2 separate regions of the Homo sapiens genome follow, and region 2 is linked to region 1. A link is a loop called in an ENCODE intact Hi-C map of the cell type or tissue named here. Cell type or tissue: CD14-positive monocyte. All regions are shown on one strand.

The links. Peaks named below come from ENCODE experiments on the same cell type or tissue, not always from the same donor. Only the 100,000 strongest peaks of a DNase experiment are listed, where the experiment ranks them.
Region 2: it touches region 1 in a loop (4-fold over the local background); 3 of 110 quality-filtered maps call a loop at or near these places.

Annotation. Positions count from the first base shown.
Region 1 is chr22:30,444,223-30,446,722 of GRCh38, forward strand. No RefSeq gene overlaps it. Among named protein-coding and RNA genes, the nearest start is that of MTFP1, 20 kb to the left of the region's middle. RefSeq lists an enhancer at 960-1,254. In CD14-positive monocyte, CTCF peaks have their summits at 1,182 (motif pointing right) and 1,383; DNase peaks (open chromatin) are centred at 1,129 and 1,529; H3K27me3 peaks cover 2,346 bases.
Region 2 is chr22:30,269,901-30,272,400 of GRCh38, forward strand. No RefSeq gene overlaps it. Among named protein-coding and RNA genes, the nearest start is that of OSM, 4.3 kb to the left of the region's middle. In CD14-positive monocyte, no CTCF peak of the experiment used is centred here; a DNase peak (open chromatin) is centred at 1,141; H3K4me3 peaks cover 758 bases; H3K27ac peaks cover 1,527 bases.

The DNA.
Region 1 (2,500 bases):
TAACAACAAAAGGCCAATCTTAGGTTCTAAAATAGTGATGTTACCTGCAGGAGTACTTGGGGAAGCTGCATATCTTCTGACCTCCAGAATAATGACTGGCTATCATTTATGTCTACACCTTAGGAGAATTCAGCCTTCTCTGTTCTCCTACCCTGGTGGTCTCTTATTAGCTTCGCAAAGGTGGTTGAGTTTTGGGGAAGGGCTATTATCATTTAAACTATAAACTGTCTCCCAAAGTTAGCTTGGCCTAAGCCCAGGAATAATTAGGGGCAGCTTGAAGGCCTGGGGCGAGATCAGGACTTGGCTAGATCATATCTCTTTCACTGCCATAATTTTCTCACTGTTATAATTTTTGCAAAAGTGGTTTCACTCTGGGCTCCCTCTAGGCCAACACTCCCCCCATTGCTGTAGTAGCTGCCTCCTCTGTGAGCATTTATCCTGGAGGCTGCACATCATCTGTGTGGCTTTCAGACGCCATTGGCCTCATGGTGAAGTGGGGTTAGCAACAGAGACTCCTCCCACCAGCTTGGGAGGGCTGAAGTGAGACATCCCAGGTTCCTGGCCCAGAATGGGCAGTCGCCCCCTCCCAGGCAGCCCAGCCCCTGCCTCTGCCCCAAACACCCAGGGGTAGTTGCTGAGTTTAGCAAATAACAGGGTGCTCAAATGTGAATTTCGGATAAACAGCAAAGGATGTTTTAGAAGTGTACCCCTAACATTGCATGGCACATACTTATACTAAACTGGGCATCCTGTATTTTACCTGGCAACCTTACTTGAAGGGGTATCCACAGAGCTGGAATACCTCCTTCAAACACTCTAGCCATGTACAACTGGGAAGCTCTTTCTCCAGGGAAAGCTTACCTCTTTCCTGGGCAGGGGACCAGAAGCAATTCTTTGGGGCTTTGAGTTCTGTGCTAAGTCATTCATATGGGTGGGGAAACAGGTACAGAGAGGTCAACTAGACAGGAGGTGGCAGATGGTGGTTGTGATGGGAAATCGCCATTCCCTGTGTAAGAGGATGGAGCGGACCTCAGCTGGGATGGGGCGGGGTCTTTTCCCACCCCCGGGTTTTGTGGCCTTTGTCCTAGTGCATGCTGGGAGTCGGGCCCCAAGTGGCCATCTTCACGCAATACTAGCAATAACCACAAGGGGGGAGCACCTCCCAACGTGCCCATGTTGGCCGATTCAAACTGATTATTGATAAACTCTTAGTGAATTGCTCATAGTGGGCACCGGGTCCTGTTCTAAGCAATTCATGCGATGTGACTCATTTAATCTTAACAACCTTCAACAGAAATGGGGTACAAAAAATAATAATAATCTTCATAACCTCATCTTGAGATGGATGTTGTTATTAGGTCTCTGTTTCCTAGAGTTAAAATCACTGACCCAAGCTCACGCAGTCCCCTAACTCCCGATACCTCCCCCAGCCTAGGACTGCTTTTGCCCACTGCCCTTCCAGCCTATGACCCTCTACACAGTCAGGGGATGATTCATAGGCTGTGTGACCTTGGGCAAGTTACCTAATGTTCTGAGCATTGGTTTTCTCTCTGCACAGTTCTCTGTAATGACCTGAAGCTGTTGTGAGGATTACAGACAAAATGATTCACAAAGCATCCAGGCAGAGTGGGGCTCACAGCAAGAGCTCCACAAATACTGGCCATTATTTTTGTGGCAAGAGACATCCACTTCAAGGGCAAATGATTGAATCGTTCCATCTGTGTCTAACCCAGATATAAAAAATGCCAATTACATGGTTCAAGGATTCCACTTTTAAGAATTTATTCAGAGGAACTAATTGGACAATTGTCCAGAGATGTGCATCTGAGGATTGTTGGGGTCTTATTTGTGTGAGCTAAAAGCTTGGGAATTCCTTAATTGCCCATTGCATAAAGAAACATTCTGATCTGATCACACTGGTGGCTGAATCTCTCCAGGTCCCTCCTCTGTCCCAATACTTTTCATGGCTTATGACGGTCCCCAGGATCCAGTCTGAACACATCAGTTTGGCATTCAAAATCCCCTGGCCTCATCTCTCACCACACACATCCCTGCACCCATGCTATTGCCTCCCCTGAATCCTCGTCATTCTCTGGATGTGCCCTGCCCACCCTGCCTCCCTGCCTTTGCTCAGGCCATGTCATCTGCCAGCAATGCCCGCCCCCCATCCCATTTCCCTTTTTTCCCAGCCTTCAAGGTCCAGCTCTAACGGTACCCGCTCCATGAACCCTGCTTGGCTCCCTCCCCAAGACGGAATCATCTTGCCCTACAGTCCCCTCCATCACGCGCTCAGCCCTCCCCTTGGACACCCACAGAGCACGTGGATGGAGCTCTTTCTGTGTGCCATGCACTGAGCTAAGCATCGCATTATGTAACCTCCATCGCATTATGTAGCCTCATGAGACAGGTGCCATCATTATCACCTTCCTGCAGATGAGAAAATGAAGTCCACTGTGCAGTGACCCTTCATCAGCATTAACTCTGTGAACCCAAAAGTATC
Region 2 (2,500 bases), 170 kb before region 1:
AGTGGCACGATCTCAGCTCACTACAACCTCTGCCACCTGGGTTCAAGCGCTTCTCCTGCCTTAGCCTCCTGAGTAGCTGGGATTACAGGCGTGTGCCACCACGCCAGGCTAATTTTTGTATTTTTAGTAGAGACAGGGTTTCGCCATGTTGTCCAGGCTGATCTCGAACTCCTAACCTCAGGTGATCCACCTGCCTCAGCCTCCCAAAGTGCTGGGATTACAGGAGCGAGCCACCGCGCTTGGCCTTATCTCTTCTTATGAGGACACCATTCACATTGGATTAGGGCCCACTCACATTTTACCTTAATTATTCCTTTTTTTTTTCTTTTTCGAGACAAAGTCTTGCTGTGTTGCCCAGGCTTAAGTGTACAGTGGTGCTTTCATAGCTCACTGCAGCCTTGAACTCCCGGCCTTAAGCGAGCCTCCTGCCTCAGCCTCCAGAGTAGCTGGGATTACAGGTATGTGCTACCACACCTGGCCAATTTTACCTTAATTACTTCTTTTTTTTTTTCTTTTCTTTTTTTTTTTTTTTTGAGATGGAATCTCACTCTGTCACCCACGCTGGAGTGCAGTGGCGCCAGCTTGGCTCACTGCAACCTCTGCCTCCCAGGTTCAAGCAATTCTCTGCCTCAGCCTCCCGAGTAGCTGGGACTACAAGTGCCCACCACCATGCCTGGCTAATTTTTGTATTTTTTTAGTAGAGACGGGGTTTCACCATGTAGGCCAGGCTGGTCTCGAACTCCTGGCCTCAAGTGATCTGCCTGCCATGGCCTCCCAAAGTGCTGGGATTACAGGCGTGAGCTACCGCACCCGGCCCTTAATTACTTCTTTAAAGGCTCAACTTCCAAATACAGTCACGTTCTGACACACGATGGTTAGGACTTCAACACATGAGTTCAGGGAAGACACCATTCAGTCCATGCAGCCTGCAAGAGGAAGGCATAGCTGGAGGGCACAGGGGCTGGGGCCACTGTCGGAGCATCCAGAGTGAAGTGATACACAGGAGGACAGGGAGTGGCTCGGAGGTGAGGAGGCCTGGCCGCTGACCATCCCAGCCAAGCGTGAGGAAAGATGCGTCAGCGTTTCTGGTGAGGTCAGCAATCAGTGACGTCCCTCTCACCAGCAGGAAAAGCTTGCAACATGGCCCAGCCAGTATAAATAGGCTCCCCGACCACAGGACCCGGGCTGTCCCCTCTTCCCGGGCCACGTCAGCCAGGCCCGCGTGATTTGGAGAGGAAGAGAGGACCAGCTTGGTTCCTCAGAACTGCTGCTTCCTCGCTTTCCGGCTTACCCTCTGCTGTGGGGCCCTACGCCTTTAAATGCAAGGATAGGACCTGAGATGGCCTGGCAGGGCCAGGTCGAAACTGGAGGCTGGGGAGAGGTGCTCTGGTGGGGGGAGAGAAGGTGGCCCCCAATCTGCTGGGTGGGAGGTGGAGACCAACCCAAGTTCCATCTCAATCTGCCTGTGAGCCCAGTGTCCCTGGACCAGTCATGTCCCCCTTCTGAGCCTCAGTTTCCTCTTTTTAAACTGCAATGACAACTGAACAACAATGAAAAAGACAAGCAATCCAATTTAAAAATGGGCAAAGGATTTTAATAGACATTTCTCCAAAAAAAAGAAGATATACAAATGGCCAAGAAGCACGTGAAAAGATGCTAAACACCAGGGAAATGCAAATCAAAACCACCATGAGAAGCCATTCCACATTCACTAGGGTGGCTATAATCAAAGGTAGACAATTACAAGTGCTAACGAGGAGATGGAGAGATGAGAACCCTGGGGCATTGCTGGTGGGAATCTACAATGAATGGTGCCACCAAATTGGAAAACAGTTTGGCAGTTCCGCAAATGGTTAAACACAGAGGCCAGAGGCAGTGGCTCACGCCTGTAATCCCAGCACTTTGGGAGGCTGAGGCCGGCAGATCACTTGAGGCCAGGAGTTTGAGACCAGCCTGGCCAACGTAGTGAAACTCCAACTCTACTAAAAGTACAAAAAATTACGCAGGCATGGTAGCACTCGCCGGTAGTCCCAGCTACTCGGGAGACTGAGGCAGGAGAATTGCTTGAACCTGGGAGGCGGAGGTTGCAGTGAGCCAAGATTGTGCCACTACCCTCCAGTCTGGGTGACAGAGTGAGACACTGTCTCAAAAAAAAAAAAAATAAATAGAGATATCATATAACCAACAATTCCACTCCTAGATATACACCCAAGAGAATTGAAAACATAGGCCAGGTGCAGTGGTCAGACCTGTAATCCCAGCACTTTGGGAGGCCAAGATGGGAGGATCACTTGAGCCCAGGAGTTCAAGACCAGCCTGGCCAAAAAAGTGAGACCCCATCTCTACAAAACATTTAAAAATTAGCTGAGCATGGTGGCTTGCACCTGTGTGGTCCCAGCTACTCAGGAAGCTGAGACCGAAAGATCACTTGAGCCTGCGAGGTCAAGGCTGCAGTGAGCCATATTCATACCACTGCACTCCAGCCTGAGTGACAGAGTGA